3 separate regions of the Homo sapiens genome follow, and regions 2 and 3 are each linked to region 1. A link is a contact called in ENCODE Hi-C or POLR2A ChIA-PET data. All regions are on one chromosome and are shown on one strand. The core of a region is the stretch at or near the end of the contact, and the rest is flanking DNA. Distances in the headings are between cores, read along the strand shown. Region 1 holds the start of TAMM41 (TAM41 mitochondrial translocator assembly and maintenance homolog). Region 2 holds the start of RAF1 (Raf-1 proto-oncogene, serine/threonine kinase). Region 3 overlaps TMEM40 (transmembrane protein 40).

Region 1 (4,366 bases), core at 133-2,632:
GAGATTTGGTGGCGAGGCAGGTATGGAATAAACATGTTTTTTAAAAATGTGTAATTATGTTAAGGTAAATTCGGGAAAAATAACTAGCCTATAATAACCTATAATTTCTCATATGCTGCCAATTTAAAGAAAAATATTAAATAGTAGTGTAAGTGGGAAACAGAGGAAATCCAAGCAACAGCATAGATGGCCTCACCAGGAAGTGAACAGGCAGGATGTTAATCAGAAGACAGACTACAGTCAGGTATCCAGACGCAGGGGGCCCCATTAAAACCTGCACACTGAATTCTGCAAATTACAAGGAAAACTGTACCCTTACTGAGGCTGTGCTGAGCCAACTCTGAAAAGTAACAATGCCTAGTCTCAAACAGACCGTTGTTAAAAGTGCTGAGCGAGGGTAAATACACTGGTCACGCACTAACTTTTGATGTTAGTTACTTTCACTGCACCTGCCCTGGCCCTACAACCAGTCCGCCAACTTCCTGAAGTCAGAAGATCATTTTGCATTTTCTCCTACATTTATAGAGGTGACTCTCAACAAACTTGGCTGCGCATTAGAATCACCTGGGACGTTTCTTAAATTCCTGAAGCCCAGGCCTCATCCCAAACCAATTAAATCAGAATCTCCATCGGCGGAAGCCGAGCATTAGGATTTTCTTAAAAGCTCCCCAGAAAATTCCGATGTCCAGCCGACTAAAACACTGAAAGAACCTGATAACGATTTCTTTTCCTTTCTTCCATTTGCCCCTGCAGCAGTTTTTCCTTCTGCCTAACTGCTTCTCCTGCTCTAGACCCACGTGGATTCCTAAGTATCCTTCAACACCGTCGCTTCAACTCGCGCTGTCGTTATACTAGGAAGGCAGGCCTATGGTTCACTCTGCTAGTGGACACGTGGAGTGTGCAGAGCGGACAGGCAGCTCTCCGACTCTGAAGGAATCGAGGGCAAAACGGGACTCGTGAGAACAGACAGTTCCCCGTCGTGGGGCTGCCCGGGCTCACCTTCTGGTCTGAACTCGGCCCTGCCTGGCGGTACACCCCGGAGCCGTAGACGAAAGCCAGACTCAGCTCCTCGGGGAAGTGAGACAGGATCTTGCGGAAGGTCACCCACGAGCTCTGCAGCGTCTGCAGCGCCATGGGGTCGAGGCTAACAGGGGACACTCAGCGCAGCAGGGCGAGGACAACCGGGCGGGGAACAGACACCGGGTAGGCGGTTTAGGGTGGGAAATGGAAGTCGGAGACTGGATCGAGGGACACAAGGCTGAGTGTGGGGTGGGACTGCAAGCACACGCAAGGATTGGGGCGTTGGGCCACGAAGAGCAGCGGCGAGAAGACGCAGCCCAGATAGGCTCGGGTGGGCGGCGGTCGCACAGGCAGAGCTTCCGTCCCTTGCTACGCCCCACGCACGCACAGGCGCTTCCAAGACGCAAGAGGCGGTGCTCGCCTTAGTGTGGGGAACGCGAGGCTTTGCATTGTCCCCTCGTGGTCGGAGGAGTGCCCTACAGGCTGGCGGCTAGGTTGCGACTTGGACAAATCGGCGGAGGCGAGCGTCACCCGACTCCGCGGGCCCTGAGCCTTGATAGCCTCTGTACTTCTCTCTTCAAACTACGGTTTAAAGAATGACTATAAAATCGGGAGCGTATTGAAGGTTTTTAAGTGAGGCGACACTCACATAATATGGAACTAGCCGTTCTGAAATGGACAGTGTAGTAGCATGTAGTGCCTTCACAATATTGTGCCCCCATCATCGCTCTAGTTCCAAAATTGCAGATTTCGAAGATTTGGAAAAACACAAAATTAAAATGATGCCCAATCCCGCCATGTAGAGAATACCACCGTCAAGATTTGACGGAGACTTCTTCACGCTAAAGCCCTTTTCAAATACAAGGGTGGATATGGGAGTGCACAGACGTTCTCTGATACTTGCATTTAATTTCAAGGGTGGATCACAGTTTTTGCCCCCTTGCCTTGTGGAATGGTCTCACAAAGGGTGCTTCAAATGCAGTTTCTGGAGGAAACAGGACCCTAGGAGTAGAAAAATCTTACAGCTCTCCTCTTTGTATAACTGGAGAAACTTGCTGAAGATTACCATTCAGGAGGTGGTTTGACTTCCAGGACAGAAACTTTTTCAACTACCCTCTCCTTCCTCCCCAAAATACACTACCTCTCAAAAATAATAGAAATAGTAATAGCTAACATTCAGGTAATGTTGACACATTTTCACATGCACTTCTCACTGAGCACCCTCTAGTGCCCTGTGGCAGGAGGGCCTTGGTTTTACTGATGGCCAAGCTAAGGCTTAGAGAGGTAAAGCCAGGTGATAGGATCACATCAGCCTGTGGCAAAACTAGAGCTAAACCCAGGTCTGGCTCCAACTCTGGGATTTTTTCGGAAATTCTGCTCTGTCCTTGAAGGGTTTTGAGCAAGGACTTATGTAATTCACATGTTAGCCTGAATTGTGGGGGACTGATTAGACAGTTGTTATCATAGTTCCCCCATGAACTGGAAACGGCTAGGCCAAGGTCTTAGGAGCAGGGATGGGATTAAATCAATTGGAAAAATGATTACTTGCACTCACACTCTGGGCCTGCACTGAGATGAAGAGATCTGAGCTGCCTGCTGCCCTGCAGGAGCTAGGGGTCTGTAGAGGAGAGGAGACAGAACTGCAAATCAGAGTAGAATTTGGGTAATGCAGCCAGGTACCCAGCACAGTGCCGGAATGTAATGTCCCTCCAATGGGAACGTCAGTCAGTTCTGGGTGTTGGGGAAAGGGACCAGAAGAGGTTTCACAATGATGGCATTTTGAGCCAGGCCTGGAAGCTGGGTAGGAGTTTATCAGGTAGAAGATAGATGGGAAAATTCAACCAAGAAAGAATTGAAAGGACTCGGTGACAATAATACTAATAATAGGTGTCATTATTAAGCACTTAGTATGCCCAGGCACTTTTTAGACTTCTTTGGGGCTTTTCTGTTTTTGTTTTTTTTTTGAGACCGAGTCTTGCTCTGTTGCCCAGGCTGGAGTGCAGTGGCACGATCTCAGCTCACTGTGACCTCTGCCTCCTGGGTTCAAGCAAGCATGCCTGGCTAATTGTTGTATTTTTAGTAGAGATGGGGTTTCACTGTGTTGGCCAGGCTGGTCTCGAAATCCTGACCTCTAGTGATTTGCCCACCTCAGCCTCCCAAAGTGCTGGAATTACAGGCGTGAGCCACTGCACCCAGGCTTTTTATACTTGTTTCTTTTCATCACTCCAGAGATCCTATGAGGCAGGTTCTCTAAGATGATGATATTTTTCATACGAGGAAACAGAGGTCCTAAGAGGAGCAGTAAATGTTCCAAAGTCACACAGGAAAGTGGTGAAGTCGGGGTTTGAACCTAGGGCTACCTACCTCTAAAGGCCAAGGTCTTTACCACCATGTTTAAGTGTCCTCTACAGCGGCTTGCAGGGTGAGAGAAGGAAATGGGAAGAAAGCAGGCACTCAGGCATCAGCCAAGAGTCAGGAGCAGCAGCAGTAGCCGCAGCAACAAGCAGGAGACCAGGGCAAGGGAGCGGAGAGAGGCCGTTTGTCTGCGGCCCCTGGTGTGGGCATGGTCACTTCCGTTCATTTTTACTACATATCGCCCTTGCCCAGGGTGCCGGAATCAGAGTGCACTCACCGTGGAATTACACTGAAGCCTCTCACCCAAAGACAGTGAATAAATCTCATTACCAGCCGGTTCCTTTTTTATTTCCTTCCTTCCCTTGGGGAAATAATTCAACGTCATTGGATTTTTCCTGTTTGCAAAAGTAATCCATGTTCATAAAAATGTAAACATTATGAAATACATACATCATGCCCCAGAAATAGCCACGGTAATCTTTGGCACATATTCCTTCCAATATTTTTCTATGAATATATTAACATTAAAAACAATTTTAAGTGGATTCCTAGGATAGATACTATTTTGCAATTTGCTTTTTTTGCACTTAGCGTATCAGGGACAATGTTCTGTGTCAGAATATATAGATTTCCCTCATTCCATGTATTAGTAGCAAATTATTCTAAGATATGGATATGCCATAATTTTGTTTAAAATTTTTTGTTTAAAAGAAAGTGTTTAAACATTTTCTTTCTCTTTCTTTCTTTCTTCTTTTCTTTTGTTTCTTTCTTTTTTTTTTTTTTTTTTTGAGAGCGAGTCTTGCTCTGTCACCCAGGCTGGAGTGCAGTGGCACAATCTAGGCTCCCTGCAACCTCCACCATCCGGGTTGAAGTGATTCTCCTGCCTCAGCCTCCTGAGTAGCTGGGATTACAGGTGCCCGCCACCACATCTGGCTAAGTTTTGTATTTTTCGTAGAGACAGGGGTTTCACTATGTTGGCCAGGCTGGTCTC
Region 2 (4,177 bases), core at 1,563-4,062, 820 kb after region 1:
TAAAATACACTTATTAAACTAAAAATACTCACATTCTACACTTTTTTTGATGTTTGTTTTCTATAGTCGTCCAATTTCTGTAAGACTGGGGAGTACATTACTTATATTTAAAATTTAGGCCAGGCACAGTGGCTCATGCCTGTAATCCCAGCGAGGCCGTGGGAGGCCGAGGTGGGCAGATCTCTTGCGGTCAGGAGTTCGAGACCAGCCTGGCCAACACGACAAAACCCCATCTCTACTAAAAATACAAAAATCAGCCGGGCGTGGTGGAGTGTGCCTACCCAGCTACTCAGGAGGGTGAGGCAGGAGAACTGCTTGAACCAAGGAGGCAGAGGTTGCAGTGAGCCGAGATCGCATCATTGCACGCCAGCCTGGGCAACAGAGTGAGACTCCGTCGCAAAAAAATAAAAAACAATAGAATAATAAAATAAAAATTAGTAGGAGAGTGTTCTACATTTATAAAGTTAACATTTTTGTGAGCAAGTATAACTTTAAGAGAATTTTTTGCAAGAATCCCCAGGAATATATGAGTTCAATTCATTCACCACTGTGTAAGTCAAAACATTTGATATAAAACACTTATCAAAAATGTTCTGCTAGCCAGGCACAGTGGATCACACCTGTAATTTCAGCACTTTAAGAGGCTGAAGCTGGAGGATCACTTGAGCCCAAGAGTTCAAGACCAGCCTGGCCAACATAGTGTGACCCCCTCTCTATTATTTAAAAAAAAAAAAAGTTCTGCCTGGCCAGTGGCTCACCCCTGTAATCCCAGCAAGCACGTTGGGAGGGAGAGGTGGAAGCAGGAGGATCGCCTGAGCCCAGGAGTTTGAGACCAGCCTAGGCAACACTGCCAGACTCCATCTCTACTATTTTTTTTTTAATTAGCCATGTGTGGTGGCACCTGTCTGTAGTCCCAGCTACTCAGGAGGCAAAGGCAGGAGAACTGCTTAAGCCCAGGAGTTAGAGGCTGCAACCGAGCTATGATCATGCCACTGCACTCTAGCCTGGGCGACAGAGTGAGATCCTGTTCCTTTAAAAAAAAAAAAAAAAAAAAAAAAAAAAAAAAAAGTTTGCATTGTTCTGAAAAAATAAAAAAAAATTTAAAAGTCATTAACTAAGTTAAACTAAATATGTTCAATCACTATCAGCTTCAACATCAACAAAGGGAGAAAATTATCAGCAAGAATGAAGACTCGGCAACCCATGTACAATAATCCAAATTCAACTAGTTCACTATCTACAACAAAGACAGCCCCCTCACAATTCTAGCAACTTTTATTTTACTCTCATCTCTCACCATTTCCTTCCTGCACCCCAGGCAATTTGCTGCTCCCCAAACTCATCCCAACTCCCACATGGCTCTAAGCCTTTGTACCAGCTGTTCCCTGAGCTCCTCCTCACCCGATGAGCACTTACTCACAGGTGTTTCAAAACTCGACTCAGAAGTCTCCTCGAGTGTAGAAGCTTCCTCAACTCCTCCCCAAGCAAAACTAACTGTTCTAAATCCCCATAACACTTGATAAGCCAATTCTTATCACACTGCATTGTTTTCACGCCTTAGGAGCGCAGGGAGGGCAGAGTCTCTCCACTCAGCCCACAGAGGACCAGGCAAGCAGAAACGCTCAATGAACGTGCCTTGAATTCATTTTCCACTTAGATTAAGTGACCCCCTAGAACCCGTTCACATCTCAAGGATACACTAAGTTCCATTCCTTCTTCCCACCACAGAATGAATACCAGGGGCACACCCAGAGCCCTAGAACGAGAACAATGAATGAACACGGCCGCCTCGCCTCTCACGACGTCCAAACCCCTCTCTCTTGGGCATCGACTCGCTCGCAGAGCCTCAGCAGCTGCAGAGCTGAAGCGTCCCGGCGGCTCTCGCGTCACACAAAAGACAGCCCTGGCTCTTCATTCCAAAGCGTCCTGAGGCCAATCCTCTATAAGTATCCCAAACCTTTCATTAATAACCCAGAGTCCTGATACCCAAGGCTAGTCCTGATACCCAAGAAGAGGCCCCTGTGCCTTTGTGGTAGGGCACTGGCCAGTTTCCTCCTCTCTTACCCGATTCCTCACGTCGTCTCTAAAAGGGTGTCACTTGACTGAAGTACCCTGAGAAAGGGTGCAAGCCCGGGTCCCACATTCGGCGGCCCAAGAGAAAAGGAATTGGCCCATCCAAGTGACAACAGATATGGGGCAGCTCTGGGCGGATTTTCCCACTGCCAAATATGAGGAATGCGCATGGCATAAGGGTGGCGTTGGCACGTTTCCGCCAAACACAAGGAAATTTGAGTGGGATGTGGGAACTCGGCTCGCCGGCCATGACACCGGACTCCGGGGCCCCCGCCCAACGCTACCCCAGGGTGACAACGGCCTGGCCCAAGCCCTCTGCCCGGCAGCCGCGGGGCCGCTCCATCAGCGCCACCCAGGCCCGGTCGCCCTGGAAGCCGATCCCTCAGCCCCGCCGCCCGGCTCCCCCGGCATCCACGACCCGGTCCTGCCACCTACCTGAGGGAGCCAGGCCGCCCCAACGTCCTGTCGTTCGGCGGCAGCTTCTCGCCCGCTCCTCCTCCCCGCGGCGGGTGAGGGAGCGGGAGGCGGTCACATTCGGCGCGTCCCCAGCCCAGGGGACGGAGCCCCGAGCAGCCCCCGCATCGTAGCAAACGCGCTCCGCGCCTCAGGGCACGCGCCCCAAAGCCCGGCCAGCTGACCCTTTTCGGGGCCCAAAAAAGGCAGCAGAAAGCCGTTCCCGCCTCACAATCGTTTTCCTCTTACTCCCGCCATCTAAGATGGCGGCCCAAGCGCCCGCGATTAAGACTCTCGGGCGGCCCAGACGAGCGAGCCCTCGACTCGGTGCTCGTCCTCCCGACCTGCGACGCCACCGGCTCTCCGATTCTGCGCGAGCCCTACTGGCAGTCGACTTCTAACTTGGCTCGGGCATCCATCGCTCTGGCCTGAACTCAGGCCCCGCCCCCGGGGCGTGGCCTAGCGATCTGGTGGCCGCCATTTCGAAGCTGAAGAGGTTAGGCGACGCTGACTTGCTTTCAGGAGAGGCACTCGGTAATCGAGAAGAACCGGCTTTCGGCCAGCCAGGAGTGGCCAGAGGCCTAGAAGGGGAGAGGAAGGCCTGCCTGCCCAGCATTGCAAGGCCCAGCGATCACCAGACGTGCCTCAGGACACAGGGCACAGTGTCCAACTTTGACGCGTCCTCTCCGGGCACTTTAATACCAAATCACGGCTCCGCCACTTGACAGCTATGTGGACAGTCCCTGAACCTTAAACGGTCTTTTCCTTGTGTGTAAATTCCGAGTTCATTTTTCCCCCATCACATTAGCAACAAGTTAAAAAAACTGATAATATCCGGTTTGGTCCAAGGTATATTGAAACCTGTTGTGTGCCCTCGCAGCGCTATCACAGTGGAACTTGGACATGTTAAAAGTATATATCCTTCCTCCCGGCAGTTTCACTTCTAGACACTAATTCTAGAGAAATAAGTATACACATACACAAAAAGCTATGTGTGAAGATATTTAATGCCATATTATTTGCATTCTGGAGAAACACTGGGGATGAAATGAAGATTAATAGGAAACTGGTTAAGAGAACGCTGCTACACATCCAATCTGGGTTGTCATCCATCCAAGAATGAACTAGATAGTTACTGAATTTAAAAAACAACAAAAAAAGGGCCCGGCGCTTTTTTTGGGATTACTCCTGTAATCCCAGCACTTTGGAAGGCCGAGGCAGGCGGATCACCTGAGGTCGGGAGTTCGAGACCAGCCTGACCAACATGGAGAAACCCCGTCTCTACTAAAAATACAAAAATTAGCCGGGCGTGGTGGCGGGCGCCTGTAATCCCAGCTACTCAGGAGGCTGAGACAGGAGAATCGCTTGAACCCGGGAGGCAGAGGTTGCAGTGAGCCCAGATCGCACCATTACACTCCAGCCTGGGCGACAGAGCGAGACTCCGTCTCGAAAAAATAAATAAATATAAAAAAATAAAAATACCAAATTAGCTGGGCATGGTGGTGCATGCCTGTCATCCCATCTACTCGGGAGGCTAAGGCAGGAGAATTGCTTGTACCCAGGAGGCGGAGATTGCGGTGAGCCGAAATCGCGTCATTGCACTCCAGCCTGGGCAACAAGAGCGAAACTCTTGTCTCAAAAAAAAAAAAAA
Region 3 (4,127 bases), core at 379-2,878, 900 kb after region 1:
GGAGTCTTGCTCTTTTGCCCAGGCTGGACTGCAGTGACGCTATCTCGGCTCACTGCAAGCTCTGCCTCTCGGGTTCATGCCATTCTCCTGCCTCAGCCTCCTGAGTAGCTGGGACTACAGGCGCCCACCGCCACACCCGGCTAATTTTTTGTATTTTTAGTAGAGACGGGGTTTCACCGTGTTAGCCAGGATGGTCTCGATCTCCTGACCTTCTGATCTGCCCGCCTCGGCCTCCCAAAGTGCTGGGATTACAGGCGTGAGCCGCCGCGCCCGGCCAGAAAAGGGGTTTCTAAGCCCCCTGCCTTGCCCAGAGACAGCTAGATTCTGTAGAGTAGTTGCTAATTTAGGATCCTCTGTACATTACAGCCAAGATGAGGTGTGATCAAGTCCTAAACCTTCCCATTCCCCATTCTGGGGTCACACAGGACCCTCTCCACCTTCTAGGGGTGCTCCCTAGTGCCAGCCCAAGCCCCCAGAGAATTCTTGAGATTTGGCAAGCAGCTGAGGGTCCCCATAGCTAGACAGCACAGGAGGACAGATTGGACCATGCAAATGTGTGTGTGCATGTGTGTAAAACCACTACTTCCCCATTTCAGCTGTGATTTGAGGCCCTGTGCAACGTGAGTTGAGCAGGGTCTTCTTCTGTCCCTTCTACTTTTGGACTCCACCTCCCATGTGGTTTTGCCCAGAGGGTCAGAGAAGGCAAACGTACAGTCTACATCTTCTGTTTCTCTGTGGACTTGACTGTTGTCCTGAGGCTGGGAGGAGGATGCTGAAGTCTCCATGGCTTTTCCTGGAGGAATAACAATAATCAGTAGTTAATATCACCTTAGTTAATATCTTAATATACAAAGAGCTTGGCAAATAAATAAGAAAAAGACAAACACTCAACATTCAAAGGAATAAGAAAAATAATTAACAAAAAAAATGGTAGTTCTGTTGGCAAGCAAGAAGGCCGGGGTAGTGGAGGGAGGAGGGTTAAGGGAGTGGGAATTGGGGTGGTGGGTATTGGTTAGGCAACTAGCAGGGGGCTTCATGAAGGAAATCAGTTTTTATCTGTGCCTGAAAAGTCAGGCACAATCCTTTTTCTTTTTCTTTTTTTTTTTTTGTGGAAACAGGGTGTCTCTATGTTGCCCAGGCTGGTCTTGAACTCCTGGGCTCAAGCAATTCTCCTACCTTGGCCTCCCAAAGTGCTGGGATTCAAGTGTGAGCCACCATGTCCAGCCTAGGTACAATTTTGACAGGAATGCAGATTTGAAGTTGGTGAACCAACTCCAATCCCACAAACATGGCCAACATCCAGGAATGACTAAGCAAAAAGGCAAGGGAATCCTGGGCCCCGGCCGGCCTCACACACAGAGCCACCTGCCACCTCTTGACAGCTACGTGCACAGGAAAGAAGTTTCTTTTAATGGAGCCCATGTGCTATGAGTCTCTGTTATAGCAGCTGAGCCAGGAAGTGCAGGCTTCCTTCTGATTCCTTGCCCTATTTCTTCTTCTCTCAGCTCTGAGGCTGAGACCTTAAATCTGAGAGGAGGTAGATTTACTAGTCTCTGATTCATTTATTTTTTACTTCTTTATTTGAGACAGAGGTCTTGCTATATCACCCAGTCTAGTCTTGAACTCCTGGGTTAAGGCAATCCTCCCACCGCAGCCTCCTGAGTAGCTGGGACTACAGGCACGTGCCACTGTGGCCAGCCTCTGACTCATTTAAACCATGTTTCTCAGCCTCAACACGACTGACATTTGGGACAGGGTAACACATTGTGAGATGTTTAGCAGCCTCCTCCCAGATGCCAGTAGCACTTTCCTGTTCAGCTATAACAATAAAAATGTCTCCAGACATTGCCAAATGACCCCTGTTGTGGGGCAAACATCACCCCCCATTTGAGAATGGTCTAGAGAATCTACCACAAGACCTTGGCAGGAAGCCTCCTCCCCTGTGTCTTAGAGCCAGATTGCCTGGGTTGGAATCCTGCCTCTGCCTCTTCTAGCGATGGAAGCATGGGCTAGTTACTTAATCCTTCACTGTGCCCTGGGTTTCTCATCTGTAAAACGGAGACAGTAATAGTGCTTACCTTATAGTATGTGAAAATGGCAGGACAGTCCTTAGCAGGGCCATTGTGAATGCGTGTTTCCTTCTCTACAGGCCTCCTCTTACCCTTGGACATTCAGTGTCCAGTCCCATCCCTGCTCATCCCCCATCTCGTAGGCCCCAGACTCCATTACCCGTTTTTTTTTTCTGTTTTTTGAGATGGAGTCTCGCTTCTGTCGCCCAGGCTGGAGTGCAGTGGCATGATCTCAGCTCACTGCAACCTCTGCCTCCCGGATTCAAGTGATTCTTCTGCCTCAGCCTCCGGAGTAGCTGGGATTACAGGCGCCACACCATGCTTGGCTAATTTTTGTATTTTTAGTAGAGACGTGGTTTCACCATATTGGCCAGGCTGGTCTCGAACTCCTGACCTTGTGATCCGCCCGCCTTGACCTCCCAAAGTGCTGGGATTACAGGCGTGAGCCACTGCGCCTGGCCTACCCTTTTCTAGAATAAAACTTCCCATTTCTCAGAGCAGAATTCAGCTAGGCATTAGGAAGTCACTAGCCATTAAAATGCATCGATATCGAGATGGAATGACTGACAGCAGAAGCCTCCAGGGCATATTTCTATTTTGAACAGGGTTCTCTGCACGCAACAGGTGACTAGTACATATTCATTGGCTGAGATCATCTCTAATGAAGGCATTTCAGCTAGAGTGGAGGAAGAGTTGTAGAGCCACGTGGGGGAAAGAGAGCTGCTGGCTGATGTCAGATAGACCGAAGTTTACAAAGTGATGAGCTCTTTTTCCAGTCTCATCTCCATCCTGCTCTGTGTCCTGGTCACACACAGCACTTTTGGCTTAGTCCATTCTTTCCTAATGTCAAAATTGCATCTGACCTTCCAAGCACAGGTCAAAACCCACTTCCCTCATGAAGTACTCTTTCAATTGCCTAAACAATACCCATCAACTCTATTCCCCACTCCCCTAAACTTACTCCCTCCACTATCCCTAGCTTTTGTTTTTTTGACAAGGTCTCTCTCTATCACCCAGGCTAAAGTGCAGTGGTGCAATCACAGCTCACTGCAGCCTTGAACTCCTGGACTCAAGTGATCCTCCTGCCTCAACCTTCTGAGTAGGTAGGACTACAAGCATGTACCACCATCCAGGGTTTGTCTCCTTCACTAGATCACGAATGCAGCCTAAGTAGGGACTAAGGCTGATTCATTTCTGTGTCACCCATACCCTGTACAGAGCCGGGAACAAAGGAAAAATGATGATAACAAGCAGCTATAAGTGCCTACTATCTGCCAGGCAAGGTTCTAACAGTTAACTTGTGTTAACTAATCTATTCCTATGAAGGCTCACTAGGGCCGTGCCCATTTTATAGGTCAGAATATTGGGGCACAGAGAGGATAAGAAACTTGCCCAGGACCGGCCGGGCGCGGTGGTTCATGCCTGTAATCCCAGGACTTTGGGAGGCTGAGGCGGGCGGATCACAAGGTCAGGAGATCGAGACCATCCTGGCCAACATGGTGAAACACAGTCTCTACTAAAAATACAAAAATTAGCTGGGCATGGTGGTTGCAGGCCTGTAATCCCAGCTACTCAGGAGGCTGAGGCAGGAGAATCACTTGAACCCCGGAGGCAGAGGCAACCTGCCTCTGAATTGAGATCGCGCGACTGCACTCCAGCCTGGGCGACAGGGCAAGACTCTGTCTCAAAAAAAAAAAGAAAGAAAGAAAGAAAGAAACTTGTCCAGGACCACACAGTAAGTGGTTAAGCAAGGGTAGTTGGTTGCTAAGCCCATGCTGGGAGACTAAAGGAGTGATGCTGGCTCCTCTTCTCAGGACCCTGACACTGGCACCAGGAAAGAGGACACACTAACAGTCATCAGAGTGCTATGCAAATATGCTGACTTGGCTTATATTTAGCTACTGATGGAGCCTTGAGTAATTGTTCCCATAGCCAAGGGAACTTCCCTGGGCAGGTCTTTAGCACACTGAAGGGGAGGAATGGAACCATCACCGGGGGAAGACCCGATGTGGCTCTGTTTCTCCTTTCAATGTCCTTGTCTATTCCTCCTCCACACAT

Evidence for each region. Hi-C counts contacts between places; a loop is a spot of excess contacts on that map. ChIA-PET counts read pairs that join two places held with the same protein, here RNA polymerase II (POLR2A). Pooled maps may share reads with other maps.
Region 2: a loop to region 1 is called in a map of naive thymus-derived CD4-positive, alpha-beta T cell, with 14 times the contacts of the local background. The contact joins the promoter of RAF1 here to the promoter of TAMM41 in region 1. A Hi-C loop is called at or near these places in 2 of 168 maps with a recorded cell type or tissue (both naive thymus-derived CD4-positive, alpha-beta T cell), 1 of 37 single-sample maps with no recorded cell type and 14 of 50 pooled maps. POLR2A ChIA-PET finds 5 or more read pairs at or near these places in 1 of 52 experiments (CD4-positive, alpha-beta T cell).
Region 3: a loop to region 1 is called in a pooled map, with 2.1 times the contacts of the local background. The contact joins the enhancer-like site here to the promoter of TAMM41 in region 1. A Hi-C loop is called at or near these places in 1 of 50 pooled maps. POLR2A ChIA-PET finds 5 or more read pairs at or near these places in 2 of 52 experiments (OCI-LY7 and activated B cell).

The regions. Positions count from the first base shown.
Region 1 is chr3:11,845,503-11,849,868 of GRCh38, forward strand. TAMM41 (TAM41 mitochondrial translocator assembly and maintenance homolog) reads right to left here and starts at 1,383. Exons shown (of 8, transcript NM_001284401.2): 1 at 1,000-1,383. The coding sequence starts at 1,134.
Region 2 is chr3:12,661,305-12,665,481 of GRCh38, forward strand. It overlaps RAF1 (Raf-1 proto-oncogene, serine/threonine kinase), which reads right to left and starts at 2,813. Exons shown (of 17, transcript NM_002880.4): 1 at 2,509-2,813. RefSeq lists enhancers at 1,895-2,505, 2,506-3,117, 2,729-3,078, 3,119-3,188 and a silencer at 2,319-2,538.
Region 3 is chr3:12,749,048-12,753,174 of GRCh38, forward strand. It overlaps TMEM40 (transmembrane protein 40), which reads right to left. Exons shown (of 12, transcript NM_018306.4): 2 at 713-793. The coding sequence starts at 785. Among named protein-coding and RNA genes, the nearest start is that of TMEM40, 8.1 kb to the right of the region's middle. RefSeq lists an enhancer at 254-303 and a silencer at 574-723. Within about 2 kb of position 1,629, at least 15 of the 41 ENCODE cell types and tissues checked have a DNase peak (open chromatin) inside an H3K27ac peak, as active enhancers do; they include OCI-LY7, where a contact is called at or near this core.